2 separate regions of the Mus musculus genome follow, and region 2 is linked to region 1. A link is a loop called in an ENCODE intact Hi-C map of the cell type or tissue named here. Cell type or tissue: heart. All regions are shown on one strand. Region 1 overlaps Gm30543 (a long non-coding RNA gene). Region 2 overlaps Sptbn4 (spectrin beta, non-erythrocytic 4).

Region 1 (5,000 bases):
TAAAGGAATTAGAGGAGCTGAATTCTGGAGAGGAGACTAAGGCGCTTACACCTGAAGACGCCACAGCACACCAAGACTCTCTACACCTGGTGGGAGAGGTCAGAATGAATAAAGCTGTGGGCGGGGGTCCTCACATCTGGCCTGGGGCACACATCTGGAAAACCTTAGGAAGGAGGGGGATGCATCTGGGCTGAAGGCCACACAGCAGGAGAGGGCTTCTGAGGGTAGTTGAGTCTATAGAGTGCTCTAATCTGGGGTACCGGGCTGTAGTAAAAGTAGGGTCAAGGGACGGTCTGGCATGTAAGAGGGAAAGGTCTTTGGCCCCCAGCCGTCCCGCAATCTTGGGCATTTTGTGCCGGGGCAGGCGCCAACCCGCACAATCGCTTTTGTTGTCTGGACTGGTTCAGCCTCGCTCTCTGCTGGGCGAGTTGCCCCCCTCTTCAGCCACGGGAGCCCGGACGCCTGGCTTCCCGGCCCCACCCTGATGGGTCAGCGCCTTTGGCCTGCGTCTAGTTCTGTCCCTGGCTCACCTCATACTGCCGGACGCAGGGGTCCCTAGAGGTGGCCGCATCCTGGGGAGTGGGGTGGACCAAGCTACAATAGGGGACTGGTAGGCGGCGGCAGCACCGTGGGAACCAGACGGCTTTATCTGGCCCGGAACCACCCCCCTCCACCCCCTACACGGAGGAAGGGCGGATGTTCTTACCCCGGGCCTGGCCGGCAGGGGCGCGATGTGGGGGCCTTCTTTTCAGCAATGCCCGGGCCCACGGCCCTCGGGGCCGCCTTTGCCTCAGCAGAGCTCGGGCCTCCTGCAAACTAGGTGGAAGAGGGTGGAAGAGGCTGTCACTACTATTAAATTGGCCTCCTCACCTCAAGGGGGGGGGGAACCCTCCTAAGCCAGGAGCACTTCCAGGAGTGGGTTTGCCCAACATTGCCCCCAGCCCTTTTATTGGGAGCAAGGCTTGGGATATCTTTAGAGAAATACTTTCAGAGAAAGGACTATGGAAGAAGAAAAAAAAAAAAAGGGTATGGAAAGAGAAGCGATATGAGATGGATGGGAAGGGAAAAGTGGGTGGGGCGTAGAGACAGAAACAGATCAAGAAGCAAAGACCCAATGATTCAGCCAGGCAAGGAAGAATAAACAGAAACACAGACAATGAGTTAATAGTGAAAGGCCAGTGTGCGTGTGCGTGCGTGCGTGTGTGTGTGTGTGTGTGTGTGTGTGTGTGTGTGTGTGTGTTGGAAGGGGAGGAATTATATGCTTACGTCAGTGGCTGCCAGTTGAGGGATACCTGACTCTTCTCCACGGGACTGCGGCTGGGGCTGGGCACCGAAGGTGTTGGGGTCAGGCACCCCTCTAGACCTGTGCACTTGGCAGGTGGGCAGTTCCGGACCCTGCAGGAAGCTTTAGAGACAATCAGGGATTCAGTAGAAAAGCAGGGCCAAGCCTCTGCCATCGTCCATCTCTTCATTTTGGATGACGCTGGGGACCCATACCCATACCCCACCTGGAAGAACCCACCTCGGGTGCAGCGGCTACTCTTAGGTGTCTGGTCTAGGCAGCAGTGACAGGCAGCAACACTGTAAATAGGAGAGTGGGACTGTTCAGGCCTCAGAACAAAGGAGAGCAGGGGTGGAGGACAGAGGAGAAACCAAGACAAGATTCAAGGGAATTCCAAGCACTCATTACTATCATTATTTTGAGACAAGGTCTAGAATGTACTGTGTAGCCCAGGTAGCCCTCAAACTCACGACAATCCTCCTGCTTCATTCTCCACTAAAGCTAAAGTTACATACATAAGCCATCACGCCAGGCTTAAAATTATTTCAAGAGACTTTCAAAGGAGAGTTCTAAGCGAATCTACAAGCCTGGACTGTCTGGGATCTAGAACTCCGCCCACTAATTCGAGGAGAGTGGAGGCTCAGACGCCATCCTAACATCGAACAGTAGGTGGCGCTACATGCACAGACCTCGGCGGCTGTGCACTGCGGTGTCGCCTTAGACTACGGGTCCAGCACAGTGCTGAGGTGGTAGGGATACCGAAGTCCAGAATTGGGAATCCCGAGGCCTGAATTTTATCCAGTTCCCGCCTTTCTAGGATGTACGTCCTGGGACCAGCGTCTCCTGGTCCTTGAACTTCAATGTCCGAGAGGAAAGGGTCTTTTCCGGATATGTCTCAGTGCCACTGGGTCTCAGCCGCGACCCTTCAGCGGTACTGCCAGAGCGTCGTCACCCAGGGGCCCCCCAGACAAGTCCATTATCCCCAAGTTAGAGGGGGGGGTGAGGGATGATGGTGCGCGTTCAGACCCAGAGAGAAAAACTTTGGAAGATACTGAGAAAGGGAATCCAATGCCCGGATCCATTCTAGATGAGTGAGGCTTAGAGGGAGCGCAGGCTGCCCTGGGGGAGCCTCTGAGACCCTCGAATCCTGTCGTCATCCCTCCCGCTTTTCCTCCAGGTTAACCCCTTCCCAGTCCCGCCCCCGGCGCGGCTCGGGTTACTAAACGCATTCCCAGAGACCCAGGCGGGAGCGGGAGCGGAGCCCACGGCCTTTGTAACGGTGCGCAGAGCTGCCAGGAGCAGGACTGGGATGCTAAGCAGACCATCTCCTCCGATCCTGTCACCCGCAGACGCGATGGTGTCCTATAAACACTGAAATTTATAAACTACCCTGGACCTTACCACCAAGTCATTAGTAATTCATTCAATCCGGAGGAGCTCTGATCTCAGAAAACTAGAAGCGTCAGAAAATCCAAGGATCCCCTACACAGGTTTCCTCCAGTCCCCTTGCCAGGAGCCTATATGCGTCTTCCTAATCTATTAGAAGAACCTAGAAGTCTTTTCCAATTAATCCAGCCCCCCTAGAAACCCAGAACACGGCAACTTTTCTTTAAGATCTCACCACGACCTTCCAGCACCTTTAAAAAAAAAAAAACACTCAGGAAACTTGGGGAGCTGAAGGCTAGTTCAAGGGCCCCACCCATCGCTATTATTCTAAGAAAACTCGAAGTCTTACCCGGTATCAACTGGGGTTCTTTCCCCAATAAACTCGGGAGTTGGCTGGAGCCTTACCCATCCTACCCCTCTGGAGGGACCTCCGCTTCAATTTCTCAGCGCATCTCGAATTCTAACGACTGCAAAGTAGGGGCTCCCAGCAGATCCAAGGGCTTTGGCCTTAGCATCCTTCTACCAAAAGCAGTTGCTTTGTAGCCTCCTAAATCTGAAGGTCTTGCTCCTCCGAGACCACAAGACTTACTGGGTACAGCACGAGGAAGAAGACGCTGCAGTGGGCTTACCCGGCCTGGTGGCTCGGGACCACCGCTTTCTCGATGGGGCTGGGGCTGGGGCTGGGACTGGAGCCGCTAGCAGATGTGGCGGCTGGGAGCAGCAGCAGCAGCAAGAGGGGGCAGGGGCCGCCGAGGCCAGGCCGGCGCATCGTGTCGGGTGCAGAGTCCGGCTCCAAGAGGGCAGTGTGTCCAGTGGGTCCGGATCGGCCTGGCCCCGGTCCCGCCCCCTACCCCCGCCTCAGCCAGAGGCCGACTCACTTTCTCCACCGTGCAAGCCTGGGGCTGTGAAACTTCCCGCCAATCAGAGCCCTGCACTGTCAGCGCTCCGAGTGAGGCCAATCGGTAAGCGACATGGGAGGGGCTAGATGGACAGGTGCCGGGCGGGGTTGCCTGGGCGGTGAGTTCTCCTGGAGGTGGGAGGATTTCAGGAGTTAAGAACTGATTGCCCCAGTCTCTCTTGAGCAGAGGTCCCAAGTGACACAAGTGGTTACCACCGAGATGAGTGTTCAGGGGCCTCAGGTCCTCTCAGCTGGAATTGCTTTAGCAGGCCTCCCCCTTCGCTCAGTGCTGGTGTCTCTGAACGTAGCTGTCTGTCTAGTGGAACTGATAGATTCCCCGGTACCCACTTCCCAGGGGAGAGACCAGACTCTGCTGATGAATCAAACGTGGTGTCACTTCCCAGGGTGAGTTCCAGGCCAGCCTGGGCTACTTAACGAGACCCTTCTTCCTCAGCCACACCAAATCTCGAAGTAACAAGAATTTAGTATTGGATCTTACCCCTGACCCAGGGGCCATCTCTATGGCCCACATCAACTCTTCCAGGAAGATGGTCCTGTCCATTGTTTTAGCCACACCATCTGCAAGAACTTGTCTTTCCCCAGTTCTACCCTTCTGTGAATCCAGGCTACGCCCTTTTCCAGACAGCTCCCAGAGGACTCCCCAGCTCTGCCCCTCCCACACCCTTCTCTGCCTTGGTCCCTAGAAGACACCAGAACCATTTCCCTGCCTGACTCCTAAAAGTCTCCCCCCCCCACACACACACACACAACCCTTACAAACCTAGAATACTAAGCTTTTGTTACTGGAGACCTCGAATCTCCTCTTTCTGGCCTGCGATGAGCCACACAGACTCACCCACACAGCCTCTTCACACCATTGCTGCCACCTACAGCAAAGGCTACAGGAGACACGAAGCCCACCCGCCCTCTTTTAGTGGGCTCCAGGCTTCAAGCCTTGCCCACAACCTCCAAACTCGGAGGGCCCAACCCCTTCCCTTCCCTATAAACTTGAGTTCCAGCCTGACATGGTAAGTGTAAGTCCCATAAAGATAGCACTTGGGAGGCAGAGCCAGGCAAGCTCCAGGCCAGCTTGGTCTAATAGCAAATTCTAAGCCATCTAGGGTGCAGAGCAATACCCTAGTTCAAACAAACAAACAAACAAACAAACAAAAACAAAACCTCATGTTCCCACCATTTTCCCTGCTTCACAAATGCCTAGTGCTTCAGGCAGAGAGAAATGGGATAGATAAGTTTTCATTTAGAATCCCAAACCCACTCTTCCCATGATGCTCCACTTCTGGGTTTAGAACGTCATCTCTCAACAGTCCTATTGTTTGTTCCCCCTCGAGTTTGCTTGGAATTGTTCTTGGATTTCTGCTCCTCCCATATTTGGGGATTGCCCACCATATACCAGACAGCTTTGTTGACTAAAGC
Region 2 (5,000 bases), 66 kb after region 1:
TCTGAGTTCGAGGCCAGCCTGGTCTACAGAGTGAGCTCCAGGACAGCCAGGGCTATACTTCCTGGCCTCTCACCAGGAGCCAGGAAATTCCTTAGCAGTAAACCTACACATCAATTCCATGGGGACGTTGCAACCCAGACTGTGGGGGATTCAAACGCGTGATATAGGGAAGCCTTCCTTTCTGTGAGGCTGCGAAGCTAAGAGGGTTCCAGTGCCAGCTGTACCACTTCCTGGCCAAGACACCCTACAAAGCAATTCTGTCACAGAGCCCTGTATGCAAATGCAGCTAAGGAAAGTGACTTGGTGATGGAATGTGGCTGGTGTGATGAGATGCTTGCCTAGCATTCGAAAAGCGCTGGGCTCCATCTCCAGCACACTCCAGATGAGGATGTGGGTGCACACCTGTGATCAAATACGTGGGAGGTGGAGACAGAAGCATCGGAAACTCAAGGTCAGCTTTGGCTATATAGTGAATTCCAGGACAGTCTGGGCTACATGAGACCCCGTTTCAAAACAAAAATAAAAGCAAAGCCCAAAATCCAAGCAAGAGGAGGAGAGATGGAGAGATGGTTAGTTGGTTAAGAGGTTTAGTTCCTCTTGCAGGGAGTTCAGGTTCAGTGCCCAGCACTTACATGGCAGCTCACAACCAGTTCTGGAAAAGCAGTTCCAGAAGGCTCTGGTATCCTCTTCTGGCCTTCTCCAGCATCTGGCAAAGTCCTAGCAATTCCCTTTCCACTGCTTCCTCACCAGCCATGACATGACCTGCTCTGCTCCATCAGCCACTGCCCCAGCACAGTCAGATCCCCCTGACACCATGGGCCAGAATAAAACTTTCCCCTTTCAACTTGTTCCTGCCAAGGATTTTCTCACAGCAAGGGAGAGGGATGGGGGAATTATATATCAATGGCATAGCTTTGTCCACTCATCCCACAAGGGTGGCAATATGTCTCCTGTCAAGTAAATATTGGGGCCTGGAGAGGTTCAGGGATTAGACCTGCCTCCAACTTTGTGTCACTCAGCTCAAAGCTGGGACACACATTTCCTGTAGGCTCCCACAGAGCCCTGAACTTTCCTCGCCCTGACTGTGATGTTAGTCAACATATTTGTCAACATGACAAGAGGCAGGAGTACCTCCTGGAGAAATCTGAAACACATCTTTGTGTGGCCTTTCACTGTGGAATTTGTGGGAGGACGATTTAGGACCCTGTGGTTCCCCTGTCACCCAGACTCAGTCCCTCTAGTCAGGTCAGAGGACTGAGATTCTCAGTGTTCAAACTCTGTATCTTTTGGTGAACCAGCTATCTCCTGCCGGCTCACCAAGTAGCCATTTAAATCAAACCCGGAACAATACATTATGGCTAGGAACAGTGGGGCATGTCTATAATCCTATTGTTTAAGAGGCTGAGGCTGGAGCATTGCTTTGAGTCTGACATCAGCCTAAGCTACACAGACCCTGTCAAAGAAGGAGGAGGAGGAAGGGAGGGAGGTGAAGGGGGAGAGGGCATAATGATGTGTGTCTTTTTTTTTAAAGAATTATTTATTTTATGTAAATGAGTACACTGTTGCTGTCTTCAGACACACCAGAAGAGGGCGTTGAGGGAGTCTGATTTCGGGTGGTTGTGAGCCACCATGTGGTTGCTGGGAATTGAACTCAGGACCTCTGGAAGAGCAGTCAGTGCTCTTAACCGCTGAGCTATCTCCCCTGCCCCCATGATGTGTGTCTTTAGTCCCATGAGGAGGAGGAGGCAGAAGTATTAGGAGTTCGATGTCATCCCAAGCTATGAAAAAAGTTCTAGGCTAGGTCAGGTGACAACACTCAGGAAGTAAAGGCACTTGCTGCCAAACCTGAAACGCCCAGTTTGATCCTCATAGTCATGTAATAGGAGGAGAAGACTAACGCCTTCCAGTTCAGTTGTCCTGTGACACACACACACACACACACACACACACACACACACGATAGATGGATGGATGGATGGATGGATGGATGGATGGATGGAGAGATGGATGCATGGATGTAAAAAAAACCCAGGCCAATTTGGTCTACAAGAGACCCTGTGCCAAAAACATAGATTAAATAAACAAATAAACAAATAAGGAATTAAATTGAAACGAGAAAAGGCAGAGAAGCTGGAAATAGGGGTGGGAAGAAAGATCTGGGTATCCCTTCCCCACTCTACGGTGCCCAGACCCCACTTTCTGGGCACAGTTTTGGAACCGGGGACCTACTTCTCTAGCAGCCGAGCCACTGCCTCCTGCGCCTGCTCCCCGTAGGCGTTGCCTTGCCGCAGCAGGCTCTCTGCAGCTTGAACCGCCACCTGCATCTTTTGCTGGTTCAGCTCCATCGTGGTGAGAAAATCCCGGTGCCTTTTCATCGCCTCTTCTACCGACTCCACTGTGCAAGGGAGTTCAGCGCCAGACAGCGCCACCTCCTGGGAACGGAAGGGATACAGGTCAGCTTGGCTCCACCCCAGGACGCTGGTTGGCTTCAGGCACAGTTCCACCTCAGGGTCTTTTACTCCTGCTGGCCCCTCTTTTTAGCAGTCTGTCCTTCCAGATTCCCCCAGGTCTCTGCCCACTCTGCCAAATCTATGAATTATCCTCTCTTGCTAGCTCCTTCCAGATAATCCACAATCCCAATAAGCCACTTCAAATTCACCTCTCATAAACCACTAAACCCAAGCAGAGCATTAATCTCAGAACTTTGTGAAGTGGAGACTGGAAGATCTGTGAGAGTTCAAGGCCAGCCTGGTCTGTACAGAGAGTTCCAGACCCCCAGGGCTCCATAGATCCTGTCTCCATAAAAGCAAGGGTTGGACAAATGGCTCATTGGTTAAGAGTATTTACTGCTCGTCCAGAAAAATCTGAGTTGGGTTCCTAGCACCCACATTCCGCATTCCACAACGACCAACTCCAGTGGCTCCATCGCCTTGGCCTTCTTGGGAATCTTCACGTGTACACACAGGTGCACACCGTTAAATATAATAAAAATAAATTCTTTTTTAAATTAAAAGATAGGAAGATGGAGAGATGGCTCCAGTATTAAGAGCACACGCTGCTCTTCCAAAGGACCTGTGTTCGATTCCCATCACCCACATGGTGGCTCATAACTGTAACTCTAATCCCAAAGGATCTGGTGCCCTCTTCTGGCCTCCCAGGACTCTAAATGCATTTTATGCATGAATACACACAGGCAAAACAAATAAAAATAATTTTTTAAATTAAAAGCTGGTCGTCTATGCTACTATGCGCGAATGGTGGTGGCACATGCCTTTAATCCTAGCACTTGTAAGGCAGAGGCAGTAGGATCTTTGTGAATGCAAGTCCAGCCTAATCTACATAGCGAGTTCCAGCACCGCCAAGACTATATAGAAAGGCCCTGTCTTGATTCGATGATAGATAGATAGATAGATAGATAGATAGATAGATAGATAGATAGATAGATAGAAAATATACCGCCCCATGAACCCACACCATTCAACATAACCTTTTATCTCTGTCACAGACCTCAATTTTCCAGATAAACCACTACTCCTTTAATTCCCTACCCCCAAACAAAGCAGGAATCTAGGGGTCCCAGGAAACACATCAAAGCAAGTCTGTGCCCCCACACCCAATCCCTCTCAGCCCAGACCCCGCACCCCAGACAGCCATCAGGCACCTGGTTGCGCAGCACCGCAAGCGCCTGGCACAGGTCTCTCAGGAAGAGTTGATAGACGTGCGCTTGGACCAGCGCCTCCCTGCGCTCCTCCCACAAGCCGAGCAGTTTGTGCCAGCCAACCTCGAGGTGCGGCAGCCACTCGTCTAGCGCCAGACCGGGGCCCAGCTCCGCGCCCTCGGACGCTAGCAGCGCTTCACTGGCAGCCACGATGCGCGCGTAGTCCTCCTCACGCTGATCCACCTCCTCCTTGAGCGCGGCGTGGCGCGCCAGCAGCCCATCCGCCTCCTCCAGGCTGCGAGGCAGCGGCCCCTCGACGGCGCCTGCTGCCTCCTGCGCCCGCACCAGCCAGTCCAGGAAAGTATCCAAATCGCGCAGGAAACGCTGCAGGCGACCTGCCGCCGCAACCGCCTCGCCGCAGGCCTGAGCCGCTCCGGCCAGTGCGCCCCACTCGGCTCCTAGCTCCTCGGCGCCCTGGTGCAGGCGCGTCGCCTGTGCGGGGAAGCGTTCGGCCAGCAGCGCCGCCTCCTCCAGCAGCGCCGCCTGTCGCGGCTCTAGCGCCTGTAGAGCCGCCTCCAGGCCACTCAGGCGCCATTGCAGGGCTCCCCCCGCCCGGGGCGCGCTCTCCACTGCCCGTCGCTTCTCGCGCACTTGGGCGCGCACCTCGGCCACCTCCAGCACGTGGTTCTCCACCAGCAGCACCGCGCTCATCTCCTCTTTGCGCTGTTCCACCAACTCCACGATGCGGTTCCACCTGTTCAGGGGCGGGAAAGAGGGTGATCGGATGCGGAGAATCCGCACACCCAGGGTAAAATCCAGGTTTTCGGACGCTCAGAAGCCTGGGAGAGTCCCAGTTTGTGCCTAAATCAATAGTATCTCACTCTGGACAGTGCTTAGAGCACAACTTTCAATGTATGTATCGTTCCAGCGCTACCAAATTATCTTCATAATAATATTAGGATTCTGTTTGTTATCTCATTATCTTTCAGAGTTTATTAGCAACTGAGGACGGAAAACAGACAACAGCTGCCTGCCTAGGGCACACAGTCCAGAGAATCACGGCTGTGTGGTGTAGTACACACCTATGATCTTAGCACTCCTTGGGCTACACAGACCCTGTCAAAGGAGGAGGAGGAGGAGGAGGAGGAGGAGGAGGAGGAGGAGGAGGAGGAGGAGGAGGAGGAGGAGGAGGAAGGGAGGGAGGGAGGGGAAGGGGAAGAGGGCATGATGTGTGTCTTTTTTTTTTTTTAAGAATTGCTTATTTATTTTATGTACACTGATGCTGTCTTCAGACACACCAGAAGAGGGCATCAGATCCCATTACAAATGGTTGTAGGCCACC

Evidence for each region. Hi-C counts contacts between places; a loop is a spot of excess contacts. Peaks named below come from ENCODE experiments on the same cell type or tissue, not always from the same donor. Only the 100,000 strongest peaks of a DNase experiment are listed, where the experiment ranks them.
Region 2: it touches region 1 in a loop (2.9-fold over the local background); 18 of 42 quality-filtered maps call a loop at or near these places.

Annotation. Positions count from the first base shown.
Region 1 is chr7:27,334,131-27,339,130 of GRCm38, forward strand. Gm30543 (a long non-coding RNA gene) reads left to right here. Exons shown (of 2, transcript XR_391221.3): 2 at 2,460-2,682. It also overlaps a transcript of Ltbp4 not described here. Among named protein-coding and RNA genes, the nearest start is that of Ltbp4, 3.0 kb to the left of the region's middle. In heart, CTCF peaks have their summits at 717 and 1,947 (motif pointing right); DNase peaks (open chromatin) are centred at 581, 1,391, 1,961, 2,481 and 1 weaker place; H3K4me3 peaks cover 3,577 bases; H3K27ac peaks cover 2,022 bases; H3K27me3 peaks cover 4,073 bases.
Region 2 is chr7:27,400,507-27,405,506 of GRCm38, forward strand. It overlaps Sptbn4 (spectrin beta, non-erythrocytic 4), which reads right to left. Exons shown (of 36, transcript NM_032610.2): 16 at 3,662-4,412; 17 at 2,230-2,432. Among named protein-coding and RNA genes, the nearest start is that of Sptbn4, 44 kb to the right of the region's middle. In heart, a CTCF peak has its summit at 2,441 (motif pointing left); no DNase peak of the experiment used is centred here; H3K4me3 peaks cover 1,028 bases; H3K27ac peaks cover 219 bases; H3K27me3 peaks cover 4,930 bases.